Linked DNA regions of Homo sapiens: region 1 is linked to region 2. The links are chromatin loops, found by intact Hi-C in ENCODE. Cell type or tissue: heart left ventricle. All regions are shown on one strand. Each heading gives the region's core, and the rest is flanking DNA. Links, peaks and the distances in the headings are about the cores only.

Evidence for each region. Peaks named below come from ENCODE experiments on the same cell type or tissue, not always from the same donor. Only the 100,000 strongest peaks of a DNase experiment are listed, where the experiment ranks them.
Region 1: a loop joins it to region 2, with 4 times the contacts of the local background. A loop is called at or near these places in 48 of 110 quality-filtered maps.

The regions. Positions count from the first base shown.
Region 1 is chr12:96,404,250-96,413,145 of GRCh38, forward strand. No RefSeq gene overlaps it. Among named protein-coding and RNA genes, the nearest start is that of CDK17, 8.3 kb to the left of the region's middle. RefSeq lists an enhancer at 3,445-3,494. In heart left ventricle, for the core only: no CTCF peak of the experiment used is centred there; no DNase peak of the experiment used is centred there.
Region 2 is chr12:96,485,240-96,494,282 of GRCh38, forward strand. It overlaps CFAP54 (cilia and flagella associated protein 54), which reads left to right and starts at 4,338. Exons shown (of 68, transcript NM_001306084.2): 1 at 4,338-4,687. The coding sequence starts at 4,371. RefSeq lists enhancers at 103-152, 163-302, 4,377-4,586 and a silencer at 4,192-4,486. In heart left ventricle, for the core only: CTCF peaks have their summits at 4,256 and 4,459; a DNase peak (open chromatin) is centred at 4,302; H3K4me3 peaks cover 937 bases; H3K27ac peaks cover 328 bases.

The DNA of each region.
Region 1 (8,896 bases), core at 1-8,000, 82 kb before region 2:
AACATCAATACATAGCTTTGTTTACAAAACAATTTTCCATATGTCTGAATTTCTGGACTATTTCTAATTATTTCATATTCCTTAAAAATTCTCAAAGAAATTAGATTACTGACCAAATAGAAAAAACACTTTTTGTCTGGGTTCATTCCCTGTTTTACTAGGCTGAATCATATAGGAAGTCTGTGTGTTTGTTTGCTTGTTTTGCAAGAAGAATAAAGCAAATTAAGCTAAGGACAGCAATCAACAATTTTCCCCCAATAGCAAAATAATTTTACATTTGGCAAAAATGAAGCTGTAGGCAAGAAAGGAGTTTTGTCAAAGGCTTTTTAAAACCTGCTTCAAAAATGAAACATCTAGCCAGGCCTTAACATTTATTTTTAATATTTTGTACCATCCCAACACCTGCAAAACAGCTATATACCATTGCATAATGATACAGTTGTACCCTGTCACTTAAAGCTTAATGGTAGAGATTTTACAGAGCAGATCTATTTGATATTATCAGAATACCTCCATAGATTTACAAGTTACAAATTTGGGGAGGGAAAATTTCTTCCCTATTTACATGTAAAATTTCAAATTTGGTGTACCAGATTTAACCCTAGAGGATGAATAACATCTGAGACATTTGGTCTCGTCCAGGGAGCGTTATAAAAAGCTTTCAGCAGAGTGATGTCATGTGTCCTTACAAGGGAAATGAATCCAGGAACCAAACTGAATCTTGGCAGTTAAGGGGGACAAAATTTTCAAACATTTTATTTTGAAATGAAAGTTTTCTCTAGTTGCTGACAAAATGCTTAGGGAGAGTTAGTTTCCAGGCTTCCAGTAAGACTGCATACACGTCTCTATTATGAGATTAAGATGGGATTAACTAGTTTTTTCTTCATTTCTTTTTTAAATGTAATATCAATACCTCTTAACTAGATTGATGTTCTGCCTCTGAGAAAAACCAGATGTGGGTCTTAATCAAATACAATACATTTAAAGTTTATTTGAGCTTTTTAAAAAAAAATGAAGCATAACATGAAGCCATTGTTTTTTGTTTTTGTTTTTGTTTTGTTTTGTTTTGTTTTGAGATTTTGAGATGGAGTCTCGCTCTGTTACCCAGGCTGGAGTGCAGTGTCACAATCTCGACTCACTGCAACCTCCACCTTCCAGGTTCAAGCAATTCTCCTGCCTCAGCCTCAAGAGTAGCTGGGACTACAGGTGCCCGCCACCACGCCTGGCTAATTTTTGTATTTTAATAGAGACGGAGTTTCACCATGTTGGCCAGGCTGGTCTCGAACTCCTGACCTCTAGTGATCCACCTGCCTCGGCCTCCCAAAGTGCTGGGATTACAGGTGTGATGAAGTCATCTTTAAGCTTTAACAAATGTCTTGCTTAAAAAAAAAAAAAGTTGGAAAGTGGGAACTGGGGCAGTATAGGTTTTCCCTTCTTAAGCAGGTTGAGAAGAAGAAGAATGTGGCAACTGGCCATTTCCCCAGGAGCTTGTGGGAATTATCACTATCTTTTTTCATCTTTTCATCTTTTGTTTCTTTTGAGACGGAGTCTCCCTCTGTCACCCAGGTTGGAGAGCAGTGGTGTGATCTCGGCTCACTTCAAGCTCCGCCACCTGGGTTCTAGTGATTCTCCTGCATCAGCCTCCCAAATAGCTGGGATTGCAGGTGACTGCCACCACACACAGCTAATTTTTGGTAGAGGCAGGATTTCAGTATGTTGGCCAGGCTGGTCTCAAACTTCTGACCTCAAATGATCTGCCCACCTCTGCATCCCAAATTGCTGGGATTACTGGCGTGAGCCCCCTCGCCTGGCCTTTTTCATCCTTTTTTTTTTTTTTTTTTTTTTTTTTTTGAGACAGAGTTTCACTCTTGTTGCCCAGGCTGGAGTGCAATGGTGCAATCTCGGCTCACCACAACCTCTGCCTCCCAGGTTCAAGCAGTTCTCCTGCCTCAGCCTCTCAAGTAGCTGGGATTACAGGCATGCATCACCACGCTCAGCTAATTTTGTATTTTTAGTAGAGATGGGGTTTCTTCATGTTGGTCAGGCTGGTCTCAAACTCCAGACCTCAGGTGATCCACCCGCCTTGGCCAACCAATCTGCTGGGATTACAGGCGTGAGCCACCGCGCCTGGCCTTTTCATCCTTTTTTTTTTTCCTTTTTTTGAGATGTAATTTTGCTTTTGTTGCCCAGGCTGGAATGCAATGGCGTGATCTTGGCTCACTACAACCCCCACCTTCCGGGTTCAAGAGATTCTCCTGCCTCAGCCTCCAGAGTAGCTGAGATTACAGGTGCCCACCACCATGCCCGGCTAATTTTTGTATTTTTAGTAGAGACGGGGGTTTCTCCATGTTGGTCAGGCTGGTCTCGAACTCCTGACCTCAGGTGATCCACCCGCCTCGGCCTCCCAAAGTGCTGGGATCACAGGTGTGAGCCACTGTGCCCGGCACCTTTTCATCCTTTTAATGGGAGAAGGGAGGGATGGTTTGTCATCTTTGAAATCTGGCCCAGTGATATGCTTTTAGGTAAGCTGATAGGACTGATTTGTAGTCTTCTAGTATTAGTAGTTCAGAAGTGCAAATTTCAGTAAACTAACTTTGCCTTGCCCTAGCCTACATGACTCCCAGGACCATCCTAGAATTGATATGATCTGTGAAGAAGACTAGAGCAAATATTTGGAATATAGATATTGGAAAAATGGAAAAATAAAAAACGAGGAAGAGGGGAAAGAAGACAAAAAAGGTAAGAAGCAGGGAAAAGGGAGAATTAAGTCTTATACAAGTTTTATTTCAGCAATAAGAAAGCTGCAGATGTTGTTAGTGTTAAGCTTCATGTAATAGAAAGAAAGAGTAGAAAAGCATAAATTAAGCAGGTCAGGGTTCTAGCCCTGAAGGAACATTGCATAGTAATAGGGCTTTGCAATCAGTTGGATTGGATGGGAGTCCTAATTTTGTCACCATGAGATTTTGCTAAATTACTTAACTAAAAGTTTCTCCATATGTAAAATTGGGTTAACAGTTTACTTGCCAGGTTGTAAGGATTAAATAAGATAATGAATGTAATGCATTGTATCTCAAGTTTTTCTGTTGTAAGTGACATGAATAACAACTCAAACAATACAGAAAGGGGATTTTGTTGTTGTGTGATTGAAAAGACTAGGGGCCGGGTGTGGTGGCTCACGCCTGTAATTCCCAGCACCTTGGGAAGCCGAGGTGGGTGGATTACCTGAGGTCAGGAGTTCGAGACCAGCCTGACCAATATGGTGAAACCCCTTCTCTACTAAAAATACAAACATTAGCTGGGCATGGTGGCATGCGCCAGTAGTCCCAGCTACTCAGGAGGCTGAGACAGGAGAATTGCTTGAACCTGGGAGGTGGAGGTTGCAGTGAGCTGAGATCACGCCACTGTACTCCAGCACAGGTGACAGAGCAAGACTCTGTCTCAAGAAAAAAAAAAAAAGACTAGGGATGGCGCAGACTTTAAGGTCATCTTAGCCAACAGCTGTCCCGATGTCATCAGAACCTGGTTCCTCTCCTTTCAGTTCTGCTTTTGGTGGCCTTGGCTCTCCACCCATTAGGTCAAAAGATGTCTGTAATATTTATAGCTCTAAGCTTCTAGGTTCAAGTCCCAAAGGAAAAAGGGAGTAACATCTTTAGTAGCACAAATATTAGCTTTATTTAGCTCAGCTTAAATCACTGACTGTCACTGTGGCCAAGGCAGATGAGTGATTGGCTAGGGCCTGGACATATGCTTAACCCCAAAGACAGGGTGGAGTCTGCCTCAGCTGAATCACATGTGCTGAGAGTATGGGAAGGGCGGTCCTCCCAAAACAAGAAACAGGTGCTTTTACCATAACTAGGGTGGTGGATGCGGGGCACCCACTTAATTAAAATGCAGGAAGCCAGGGATGAGTGGGCTTTATCACTAGCCAGATTCAGGAAGATTGTCTTTCATCTGGGCTTCTGTCTATGTGCCAACCTCATTCTTTATAAGTTCACTGACAGCTCTGAGATCACACCTTCACAGTTCCTAATCCAAGGGGAAGGAGGTCCATTTAGAAAATTCCAAGGAAAGACTCTGATTGGCCTGCATCATACTAATCAGAAGGGTCCCACCAGACTACATGGAATGGGGAAGACGCAGTTGTCCAAAGGAGTGGAGGGTGCTTCTAGCAGAAGTAACAGGTGTGGGGTGGAATGCACGACGGTCAGAAACCACTGGTGTCCACTATACATGGGTAAATGCCAAGGGCATAATCAGAAATTGAAAATCAGAGAGGGCCGGGCGTAGTGGCTCATGCCTGTAATCCCAGCACTTTGGGAGGCTGAGATGGGCAGATCATTTGAGGTCAGGAGTTCGAAACCAGCCTGGCCAACATGGTGAAACCCTGTCTCTACTAAAAATACAAAAATTAGCCTGGCATGGTGGTGGGCGCCTGTAATCCCAGCTTTTTGGGAGGCTGAGGCAGGAGAATTGCTTGAACCCGGGAGACAGAGGTTGCAGTGAGCTGAGATCACACCACTGCACTCCACCATGGGAGGCAAAGCGAGACTCCGTCTCAAAAAAAAAAAAGAGAAAAAAAGAAAATTAGAGAAAGTATAAATTTTGACAAGTATAGGAGGGCAAAACAAAAAAAGGGACAAGTGAAGGGATAAACAAGTTGATACTGTAGGATACTACTCAGCAATAAAAAGGAATGAATTACTGATACATCCAACAACATGGATGAATCCCAAAATAATTACGCTGAGCGAAAGAAGTCAGACCAAATAAAGAGCACACACTGTATGGTTACATTGTTATAAAACTATAGAAAATGCAAAATATAGTGACAAAAAGCAGATCAGTGGTTGCCTGTGTCTGAAGAAGGGAAGGATTACCAAGGCGCATGACACTTGTGGAGGATGACAAATGTGTTCTCTTTTTTAAATCATTGTGGTGATGGCTTTATGGGTGTACACTTATCAAACTGGACACTTTAAAGATGTGCAGTTTATTGCATGTTAATCTTTCGGTTAAAAACAGAAAGAGAATGGGATCCAAAACACTGTGCTGTTTAATGGCCATTTGAAACCACTGTATTATCTGACCTGTCTGTACAAGCCTGAATTTTTCAAAACACACTGTTAAAAATGTGGGCTTTCTGTAAGTATATCTATATAGAAGTCACATCGCTTAACCCATAGTTGGTTTCTAGCCTCAGGGTCAAAGAAGAGGTTAATATAAGCTATAAGTATACTTTAAAAATACTTCTTTTTTCTTTTTTTTGAGATGGAGTCTTGCTCTGTCGCCAGGCTGGAGTATAGTGGCATGATCTTGGCTCACCACAACCTCCATCTCCGGGGTTCAAGTGATTCTCCTGCTTCAGCCTCCCAATTAGCTGGGATTACAGGCACGTGCCACCACACCCAGCTAATTTTTGTATTTTTAGTAGAGAGGGGGTTTCACCATGTTGGCCAGGATGGTCTCGATCTCTTGACCTCGTGATCTGCCTGCCTTGGCCTCCCAAAGTCTGGAATTATAGGCGTGAGCCACTGCGCGCCCAGCCAAAATATTTTTTTTGACATTTTATCTCTGTAGTGCAAGAGTGTAGCAGTGGGCAACAGTGAGTGAGGCGTGCCTGAAACCTACTTAACTCTATGTAAAATATTGACCTGGTAAATCCAGGATATCCTGTTAAAGCAGACTGTAATATGCAATAAATGTCAGTTCCCTTCTCCCTCTACTTCCTCAATGTGGAAATAATCTGAAAAGTTTGAGATATTGTTCCATCTCATGTGTGTATTTAATGTAAATTTGCCTCTTTTTATATTCCTAGTCTGAACTGTAGATCATCTGTGCAATTAAAGGTGCTTTCCTTCTAGGCAGGGAGAAAATTGCCATTAGGTAGGATATCTTATTTCTTTGGGCACCCTGATACTCAAAGTCATTAGATAAATCACAATTAAAATTGTTTTCTTGAGCTCATAACAATTACTCATCCTTAAATTCTAGTTTGATTGGAAGGCATCAGAAGTGCTGATGCCTTCTGCAAATGCAAAGACATTTCCAAAGACCACTTGTGTTGTTTACAAGATCATTTTCTTATAGTGTTAAGAAAAAACACTTAGTAATGTAATCTGTTTAAAAAGATTTTTGAAGAATCGTGGTGTGTAATGAAAAAATAAAAAATAAGATAAAATAAAATAAAAAGTTATTTTACATGTTGGGATCATTCACATCATTTTAAATGAACCCACTGATAAGGTAGTCAGTGCCTGTCTGTGCATCATGCTTTATTCCTTTACTACTTTCTATCAACTGCTAGGCATGATGGAATAAAATATTTCAGGCCTTTTTTATTTCACATAAATGTTCTAAAAAATTTTAGCATGATGCAGCAGAATATAGAATTCAAAGTGGGACAGGTGTTGTGGTTCATGCCTGTAATCCTAGCACTTTGGGAGGCCAAGGTGGTAGGATCGCTTGAGGCCAGAAGTTCCAGACTACCCTGGGTAACATGCCAAGACCTGGTCTCTAAAAAAGAAAAAAAATTAGCCTGATGCAGTGGCTTGCACCCGTAGTCCCAGCTACTCAGGACATTGAGGCGGGAGGATCACTTGAGCTCAGGAGTTCAAGATTACCATGAGCTATGATTGTGTCACTGCACTCCAGCCTGGACAGCAGAGTGAGATTCTGTCTCTAAAAAAAAAAAAAAAAAATAGTGAAAGGAACCTGAGCCTGGGTTTAGATCTGGGCTCCACCATTAATTGTAAGATATTGAGAAAGATAGTTAATCTTCCTGAGCTTCAGTTCCTTCATATGTAAAATGTTTGTATCTCATAGGGCCTTTCATGAGGATTCAACATGACACCAAATATAAAAGTGCCCACCAATAATTGGCACTTTACAGGCAATGAGTAAACGTTAGTGTTCTTCCTTCCACTCCCGCACACCATGACTGCAAAAGTCATGGAAAAAAATACTTTGAAGAAAATGCATCTAGGAAGGCAGAGTTTATAATGCTCAAAAGAAGTCATCTGTCTTCTATGGAGATGCACTACAATATTTAGCAAAAAGTAAAGCAGAAAAAGAAACATTTTTTGCTTGAAGATTTGCAGCCCCATTTAGGCCAAAAAAAAAAATCTATGTTTATTTCTTAGTGTATTATTCATCATAAGTATTACCTAACATTCGGAATATGAAGGGTCAGTAATAGCTACTGTGAACAAAATACATGTCGTTTGTGATCTGAAAAGATTCTCCTGTAAGGGGACCAAAGCACCTGAACCACAGATTCTTATTTACCTGCTTTCTATAACCTGTATTTACAAGTACAGCTATAAATCTAAATTTATTTTATCGGAGGAACTCAAACAATTTTAGGATTGGAAACTAGAAGTTATCTAACTGTCATATATACTTTTTTTGAGACAGAGTCTTGCTCTGTTGCCCAGGCTGGAGTGCGGTGGTGAATCTCAGCTCACTGCAACCTCCGCCTCCTGTGTTCAAGCTATTCTCCTGCCTCAGCCTCCCAAGTAGCTGAGACCATAGGTGTGCGCCACCAAGCCCAGTTAATTTTTGTATTTTTAGTACAGACAGGGTTTCACCATATTGGCGAGGCCGGTCTCGAACTCCTGACCTCAAGTGATCCACCCCCGGCTTGGCCTCCCCAAGTGCTGGGATTACAGGCATGAGCCACCGCACCCGGCCTCATATATACTTTTCAACTACCATTTCCTTCAAGAATTCCTTCAAACAATTTATATTTCATGTCTACAATGAACCAGGCACTGTAAATAATGGAAACATGACACAGGCAATGTCCCAGTCCTCAAAGGGCTTAGTGTCTATCGGGGTGAAGAAGGTCTGGCCATAACTTAAAAAGAGCTAATAGCCTAAGATAAAAGTTTGAATATGCTGCTCAGTAGAAGAGGGGGACTTCTAGCTGGGAGAAGTGGTAGGAGTAGGAAACCAAAGCAGGTTACATTGCTTAAGAGACAAGTTGATGAGCACTTACTGGTGCCTAATTAGGAATCTAGCATTGAGTGCTATAGAGAATGCAGCAGTACCTTAAGTGGCAATCCTTGGCCTCAATGAATGCATAATATGTAGTTTGACCAAATATCTTAGCACAAAGCAGAATTTGGAAGGAAGTCAACCTATTTCTATTCGTTCTATAGCTTCTGACATATTTACTTCAAATGTTAATTGTTTATTAACAGTAAAACTACATGCAAGGTTTTTTATTTGCTTACCTGAGAAACACTGCCTTTCTTTTTGTATCTGATTCCTGCCTTTTGCTGTTTTGCAAACTGAATATCTCAGCTTTTTCCTGCAGGTCACATACTTCCAAATCAGATTGAGACAAGTCTGTATGGTTCACACAAGTGACACCAAGCTAGCAAAATACAACAGGCTCAAACTATGCTGGAATTGAGCCTGAGGGGGACTGATCAGTTTTATTCAAAACAGAGAATGAACTGGAATGAGAAGAAGCTTTAAGTAGACTTTGAAAAGATGATAGAGGAAGAATGGAAGAAAAAGTCATTAGGTTTTTAAGAACTTTCCACTTTTCCCATATAATATAAAATATTAATTTATCTCTTCCCCTTTTATCTTTTTTTGGTAAACACTTTTAAAATCATACATTAGCAACATCATAAAAAAATTTAGAAATGAAAGAAAATTGCCCATAACTTTACAACTCCAACACAGTAACTTGTATCATTTTGGAGTATTTCTTTTTAGCCTTTATTTCATATTCATATATGCTTTAATAGTATACAGGTAGATTTGTATTATGTTCTTCATTTGTCATTATCGTAAATACTTGTTCCTGTTGCTATAGAGTCTGCATGATTATTCTATTTGTTGGCTGCCTAATACTCTGTGACCTGTGTTTTGTGAACCTTCCCTA
Region 2 (9,043 bases), core at 745-8,744:
AAACCAAGTCAGAATTACTCAGCATACCTTCCAACTCCCCATTGTATTTGATCACACTTCCCTTTCTGCCTCATCTTCTGCCTCCGGATCTATGGCAGCCTGTGGCTCACCACACTAGACAGCTTGTTTATTTAGACTTGCTGTATGTGTTTATGGCTTTGTACCTTACTCAGGCTTTTCTCTCAGTCAGGCATATCCTTCTAAATGCTCTTCATCTTTTTTTTTCTTTTTCTTCATTTGCTCATTCCAACAAAGATGTATTGAGCTGTACTCTGTGCCAGGTGCCAGATTTGGGTGCTAGGTTACCATGGGAAGAAGGTAAATGCTTGTTGCAAGGGTCTTTCTGTGAGTGAGAGGCATTTACGGTCTGGGGCTAAAACATCATCTCCTCTAGAATTCTCTGTTCTCTTTCCAGTTCCGAGATTCATCTTAGAACTCCCACAGTCTTCCTTCCCCCTTGCCCTCCCCTCCCCTGCCCCTCCCCTCCTCTCTCTTTTTTTTGAGAAAAGATCTTGCTCTGTAGCTCAGACTGGAATACAGTGGGGTGATTATAGCTCACTGCAGCCTCAAACTCCTGGCTCAAGTGATCTTTCTGCCTCAGCCTCTTGAGTAGCTGGGATTTCAGGTGCATGTGACCATGCCAGGCTAATTAAAAAAATTTTTTTTAAAAATCAGAGACAGGGTCTCACTGTGTTGCCCAGGCTGGTCTCAAACTCCTGGCCTCAAGCAATCCACCCACCTCGGCCTCCCAAAGTATTGAGATCACAGGCGTGAGTGACCACACCTGGCGGTCCCACATTTCTTAAAACCTTTCTCACAGCACATTCCACAGCATGCCTTTTCTTTTCTTTTTTCTTTTCTTTTCTTTTCCTTTCCTTTCCTTTCTTTTCTCTTTTCTTTTCTTTCTTTCTTTCTTTCTTTCTTTCTTTCTTTCTTTCTTTCTTTCTTTCTTTTCTCTCTTTCTTTCTTTTTCTTTTCCTTTTTTTTTTTTTTCTTTGAGATGGAGTCTCACTTTGTCACCCAGCCTGGGGTGCAGTGGCGCGATCTCGGCTCACTGCAACCTCGCCTCCTGGGATCAAGTGATTCTCCTGCCTCAGCCTCCTAAGTAGCAGGGATTACAGGCACATGCCACCATGTCCAGCTAATCCATAGCATGCCTTTTAATTATGATTATTTGAGTTTGTGTTATCTGCTTCCTGTAGGGAATGTATGGGTTCATCTATGCCTTGTATGGACACTAACAAAATGGTTGCATTTATCTGAATAAATGGATGAAGAAGTTTTAAAAAGTCTACATATTAGGTAGATCATATATATTGTATCTATTTGGGATAGTCCAAATGATTAACAACTAAATTGAGAATTGAAAGAGCACTAACCTTGCATATTCTTTAACAGTCAGTAGCTTTAGATAAAAAAGACTTTCGAATGGGCAAAAAGCTTCCCTGCAGCCTGCGAAGATGTTAATTATAAGAAATAGCAATTTACATTATTTATAAGGAAGCTATTTACAGTACTTAGGCTTGTCAGACACAGTAGTTGCACAGCTCCATTCTTTCATTACAGTGAGAAGAATAAAGCAAAGTGACAAGGAAAGAGAAAGATATTATAATGGCTGCATCTAATTACAAGGAAGATAACACCTCTAAAATGTTAAAAATGCCTCAAATTCAATTTATTTATTTTATTTTTATTATTTATTTATTTATTTATTTATTTATTTATTTATTTATTTTGAGATGGGGTCTAGCTCTGTCGCTAAGGCTGGAGTGAAGTGGCATGATCTCGGCTCACTGCAACCTCCACCTCCCGGGTTCAGGCGATTCTCCTGCTTCAGTCTCCTGAGTAGCTGGGATTACAGGTGTCCGACACCACGCCCAGCTAATATTTGTGTTTTCAGTAGAGACGGGATTTCAACATGTTGGCTAGGCTGGTCTCGAACTCCTGACGTCAAGTGATTCGCCCACCTGAGCCTCCTGAAGTGCTGGGATTACAGGCGTGAGCCACGACACCCAGCCAATTTAATTTAAACTAAATAAAATGTAAACTTCCATCTTATCATAATGATGATTCAGAATATAACACCCATTTAAATATTCAGACAAGCTTCCAAAAACTACTGCAAGTTAAGCATTGTTAGCTTTAGTGTGTGCAAGGGGGAAAGTGACTAAGATGCAATGTTTCATAATTCAGGTATTTGAATTTGCTTAGTCACATTTTCTTTTACCAGTGACTTTGAAATACAAGTGTCTGCCCTATGATAAAGTTTGTTTGTGACAGTAGCCAGATTAGAAGGAAAAACACCACTTTGTCTTTTATTTTTTTCTTTCCTTTTCTGTGACCACTTTAATTAATTTTATCCTGCTGTTTCACTTTCATCAATATAATAGATAGCACTCAGTGGCAAATTACACCAGTTTTTGATCTGCAATGGACAAGTCTGCCATGTTAGAGCAAGAAAAAGATGAGAAAAAAGAGAATTTACCAAGCCGACTTTTAAAAATGTCTATTAATATTTTTGTAAATGCCCAGTGATTATTTCTCTAGGACTACATTCTTTAAAGCCTTACAATTTTTGTTGTTCACTTAGAGAACAAGATAAAATCTTTGTTGATCAAAGGATGATATCTACATCCTGATTAGAGAATTGGACTCCTACAGTGAGGTGTCATTGCGTCTCACTGCTTGCCAGGAAGTTTCTCTGGCTATAATTAACTGTGCCGATGAGCAAAATTATTTTCCTTCAAAGAATATTAGGGTACAGTAGACATGACATATTAGGCCAGCCTCACAAATTAGCACAGGCCCACAGAGCCTGCATAAAATTAGGTCAGACTTGAAAGATATCAGGCTGTGGTCCAATAAGCTTCTTAGTCTGAAATGGAAAATTGGGTTCACAGGGTGTTAGGGTCACTGTCTTTATTTAAGTGTGATAGAACTGGTAACAATTTTCAGGGTTAAAGACTGATTTTTCTAAGCCACCAAATATTTCTGGTTCTTCTCTTAGATAATTTATTGTGTTGCATAATTTATAGAAAAGAAGGTTCTCCATTTTCTCAATACTCATACTTTAATAAATTTAACTCTGACTTTTGCCTATAATACACAGGCTAAGAATAAACTCCCCAAGTATTTCCCTGGAGGTCTGTAGTTTCCCCATCAGAAGTAAAGTCTCCTAAAAGCCCTGTTTAAAATGCAAAGTATTTTGAGAGTTAACACTTCAGGCCACTAGTATGTATTAATGTCCTATGGTTAAGGTTGAGCAAAATGCACATTAATTTAGAATACAGAGATAATTAAAGTAAGGCTGGAATGTGCATAAATAGATGTAATCATAATTATTAGAGGCATAGACATCATGTCCACAGTTACAGACCTCAAGGTACAAATAGAGGAAAGAGAATGGATCAGCTGCATATTCAGTACTCCCTGGCTATCTGTGGGGGACTAGTTCCATGACACCCGCAGATACCAAAATCTGTGGATGCTCAAGCCTCTGATATGAAATGCTGTAGTATTTGCATATAATTTGTGCACATCCTTCAGGATGTTTTAAATCATCTCTAGATAACTAGTAATACCTAATACAGTATAAATGCCATGTAAATAGTTGTATTTTGTGTTATTTTTATTGTTGTATTGTTATTTCTAATTTTGTTCTGAATATTTACAATCTGGAGTTGCTTGAATCCACAGATGAAGAACCCGAGATTTGGAGGGCCAACTGTATTTGATTCTTAAACTGCTTGTCAGATATTTCTCTAATTTCAATTTGATTAATAAGCTTTGTTTTGGGGAGTGATCAATACAGCCTATTCATTTTGAGCACAGGCTTTGGAGTCACAAGTTCCCTTTGGAGGACCTGGTCGCTGACACTACGGTTGTACGCTGACTTTTGTCAAATGACTTAACCTCCTTGAGCTTTGGTTTCCTAAACTGTGAGATGGATATACTAATAGTATCCTAAGTTGTAAAGTAGTTATGATGATTAAATGAGATAAATGAAAGTACATGTTTCAAATGCTTAATGCCTGACACACGTTAATGGTCATGGTCGTCATCATTATCGTTATTAAGTGGCCAACATGGATAAAGAGTATAGTCTGGATTTGTGACCTTAAATTTTTGGCTCTAATATTCGCCAGCGCTCTGCTCAGAACATTCTCTGTTCGCATTTCATACAGCGGTGCCAGCGCACAACCAGGCAACGCCCTCAGGAGCATCATTGTTTTCTGGACCTGGTTCTTTCTCGCTCTGCCCTCCAGGGGCCGCTGTGTTTCTCGGAATGCGCGCGGGATGCCCGGTTGCCACGAGACCGTCGCCAGGCAACCGCGTGTACACATACTCCAGGCGGGCCGGGGCGCGTCAATATGGCGGCGCAGGGCTCCCCCTCGAGCTCTCCGTCAGACGACTCTACCACCTCGGGGTCTCTGCCAGAACTGCCGCCGACCTCCACCGCGACTTCGAGGTCGCCCCCAGAGTCGAAGGGGAGCTCCCGGAGCTCGCTGCTTCAGTGGACCTGCCCCGAGGACTCATTGCCCCTAGCCGTGTTTTATGGGCCGCTGGACGCGAAAAACCCGCTCCTGGCCTCTTGTGAGAAGGAGATCCAGGAGTTGTTAGGCTTTATGAGGAAAAAGAAGGCTTTAGCCACCACGGAGGAAGAGAAGCACGAATTCCGCCGGCGTTGGTAAGCGCTGGCGGGGCACTGGGGAGGGCGCCGGCCAGAGGAGGGACCCCTGGAAAGGGCTGGAGGATGCAGGTGGTGGCCCCAGAGATGGTTCAGCGTTGCGGACGCAGGGGCTGGCTGAAGGGCCCAGGAGAGACAAAGTTTAAGAAGTGGAGACTCGTCGCTCTTAACAATCCTTAATTCCTGGGAGCTGTTATATCTTGGCTTCCTGCTCAGGTCAAAATAAAAATCTACACAGAAATGTTTCATAACTCACCATTTGTTATTTGACCAGAAAAGAAAGATGGTAACATAAGCAGGAAAGAACCTTAAAAAGAGTTCGCAGTTTGCAGTAATAACATGGTGATAGAACTCCCAAAAAGGCAAACAGTTGCGCAGAATGAATAGCAAAATTAAGAAAAAGTCACTGTAATCCTAATAGCAATATAAGAAGGAATTAAAGTGCACATGTTCACAGGATGACATACTTCATTGTATCAAGAGCTAGCTTCATGAACCTGAGCTACCTCGAAGTTATTCCTTTTTCTCCATATACAAATTTATATACTCATAACATGGAAAGTTGTGAAACCCTTGAGCGAGCCAAAAATTTATACATGAATACAAAATACGAAAATTAGCTGGGCATGGTGGCACATGCCTGTACTCCCAGCTACTCAGGAGGCTGAGGCAGGAGAATTGCTTGAACCCGGGAGGCAGAGGTTGCAGTGAGCTGGGATCGCGCCACTACACTCCAGCCTGGGCGACAGAGCAAGACTCCTTCTCAAAAAATAATAATAATAAATAAATAAAATAAAATATTTTTTATTTATGCATATAACAACTATTTATTGAGCACATACTGTATATCAAGTGCTGTTCAAGGAACTAGGAAAACATCAAGTTAACAAAACATATAAGAATCCATGTCCTTATAGAGCATATGTTTTTGTGGGTATAAACAACCACTAAACAAATATGTAAGTAAATAATCTTACAAGGAGATGACTGCTAGGGAGAAAAATAGAACAGGGAATGGTGTTGGAGGATATGAGATGAATGTTGCAATTTTATCTTTTTTTTTTGAGACAGGGTCTCACTCTTGCACAGGCTGTTGTGCAGTGGCTCAATCCTGGCTCACTGAAACCTTGAACTTGGGGGCTCAAGGGATCCTCCCACCTTGACCTCCCAAAGTATTGGATTACAGGCATGAGCTACTGCGCCTGGCCTGAGTGTTGCAATTTTAAATGGGGTGGTGAGAAGCCTGGTTAGGGAAGGTCAGGAAAAGTTGCTTTTGAGAAAGATGAGAAAGATATGGGAGCAATTGATGAGGATTTTTGTGCAAAAAGTAGGTCACACAGGGAGAATGGCAGATGGGAAAGACCTGGGGTGGAATTGTATTGTGGGAAGAGCAAGAGGGAGGGAGATCAAGAGTTTACTTTTATAAAAATTGAGATGTGATTCAGCATCCAGGTGGAGCTACTATGTAGGTAGTTGGACATTTGAATCTGGAAGTCAGATGAGATATACATTTGGGATTCATATGATATTTAAATGATGACACTTGATGAATAGCTAAGGGAGTGTGTGTGTAAATGGAGAAGGGAAGAGTCCAAGGATTGAGCCCTGGGATGCTCCAGCATGGACAGGGAGAGGCAATAAGAAGAAACCAACAGAGACTAAGGAGGAGGGGCCAGTGGAAAACCATTAAGTGCCTGGTGTACTAGAAGCAGGTAGAGAAAGTATTTCAGGAAGAAAGGAATGATCAACTGTGGCAAATTCTGCTGACTGGCCAAGTAAGATGAGAACCAAGAATTGACCAAGGAAAGCCCATTATATACCTACTCTATATGCTTTATTTATTTATTTATTGATAGGGAGTCTCACTCTGTACCCCAGGCTGGAGTGTACTGCTGCGATCTCAGCTTACTGCAACCTCTGCCTCCCAGGTTTAAGCGATTCTTGTGCCTCAGCCTTCTGAGTAGCTGGGACTACAGGTGCCTGCTACCACGCCCGGCTAATTTTTGTATTTTTAGTAGAGATGGGGTTTCGCCATGTTGGCCAGGCTGGTCTCAAACTCCTGACCTCAGGTGATCCACCCGCCTTGGCCTCCAAGATTGCTGAGGTTACAGGCATGAGCCACCTTGCCCGGCTTATACATTTATATTTAAATGGTTTTTATCTTTGAACTTCATCTCCCCATCTCCACTACCAGCGTTCCAGTCCAAACCACCACCATTTCACATTTTCCCTGCAGCCACTCTGTCTCCAATCTATCCTTCACCTAGCAGTCAGGATGATCTTTACAAATCTTATCTAAAGTCTTTCTATTGCTTCCCATTGCTTTTGGAATAAACTTAAGAATTCTGATACTCTCCAGGGGCTGAGGTGTTGACCCTGCCTGCCTTTCTGAGCTCAGCTCATCCCTCACTTCTCTCTCAGGACTTTCCAGAGAAACAGGTCCTACTGTTTCTCACCCCAGAGCCTTTATATTTGCCATCTTTGTTGTCTGAATGTTCTTCCCCAAGCTTTTCAAAAATCTGGCTCCTTTTTTCAGGCCTCAGCTCAGTTGTCACCTCCTTAGAGTGGCCTTTCCTATCGAATGCAGATTCACTCATAGGTTTATATTTTTTAATCGATTTGTTTTCTTGTGTATTGTCTGTCTCATTAGGATGTAAGCTCCCTGGTGACTTTGGATGTGTTTCTTTTTCATTGCTGTATTTCTGGCACTTAGCCTGGGGGTTGGGACATAATAAACATTCAATAAATATTTAGTATTGAAAGGATTCAAGAGTTATTATCCTTGGCCTGGTGCAGTGGCTTACGCCTGTAATCCCAGCACTCTGGGAGGCTGAGGCAGGCAGATCACCTGCAGTCAGGAGTTCAAGATCAGCCTGGCCAACATGGCAAAACTCTGTCTCTACTAAAAAATACAAAAATTAGCCGGGCGTGGTGGTGTGTGCCTGTAATCCCAGCTACTCAGGAGGCTGAGGCATGAGAATCTCTTGAACCCAGGAGGTGGAGGTTGCCAGTGTGCCGAGATCATGCCACTGCACTCCACCCTGGATGACAGAATGAGACTCTGTCTCAAAAAAAAAAAAAAAGAGTTATTATCCTTATATTCTCAGTAATTGTGACTATTACATATAGGAAAGTAGACATGGGCCAGTCTATAAGTACAGAATCTGCGCCATCTTTAACAAGACTATAAGAATCACAAGCATTGGATTGACATGTGCCTTAACAGTCCAACCTCTCACACAATTTTGGCCTTTATTTATACAATAATTTTTACTGAGTGCCTGCTATGTGTGAGGAAATGTACTTGACACTGGTTACACAGTGGTGAACAAAATAGATATGGGAGTCAGTATTCATGGAGCTTATAGTCTAGAGAGGGAGATAGATGTTCAATGAGTCATTAGTCAATTCACAAACAACAAATGCTATGAAAGTAACTGCTGAGCACTTATATGTGTCAGGCTTCCTACTAGGCACTCTGGATACAGCAGTGAACCAGACAAAAGTCTCTGCCTTCTCAGACTTTATAGTCTAGAGAGGGAACTAGACAATAAACATCAATTATGTGTATTTTATGGTAATTTAGGAATGATAAATGCAGCTGGGTGCGGTGGCTCACGCCTGCAATCCCAGCACTTTGAGAGGCTGGATCACGAGGTCAGGTATTTGAGACCAGCCTGGCCAACATAGTGAAACCCTGTCTCTACTAAAAATACAAAAAATTAGTCGGGCGTGGTGGTGGGCGCCTGTAATCCCAGCTACTCGGCAGGCCGAGGCAGGAGAATCACTTGAACCTGGGAAGTGGAGGTTGCATTGAGCCAAGATCGCGCCAGTGCACTCCAGCCCAGGCGACAGAGTGAGACTCCGTCTCAAACAAACAAACAAAAAAACAAAACAAAGAAATGATAAATGCTAGAGAGAAAAAGAAGATAATCTATTCCCATTAGAAATTAAAAAGAAAAAGAAAAAGAGAAGAGGTTATGGAGTGGAAGATAGGAAGTTGCAATTTTCAATAAGGTGGTCAGAAGTAGATGACACTTAAAGCAGAGGCTTAAAGAGAATGTAGTGGGGACTTGCTTTCGAATGATTGGTAAGGGAGGTGCCATTAAGCTGAGATTAGAAGGACACCTGGGATTTGACTAGCCAAACAGAGAGGATGAATAGGGGGACAAAAATGCAGGAAGATCCTTGGCAGAACAGATCCATTCCTACTTCGGAGGAATGGACAGAATCCCATTTAGCAGAAGCAGAGTGAAAGAGGTACAACAGTATGAGGTGAGATTTAGGGGAATAATAGGACTTTGGAAGGTTTTAGAGGCCATTTTAAAGAGTTTGCATTTATTCCATTGGGTAGTT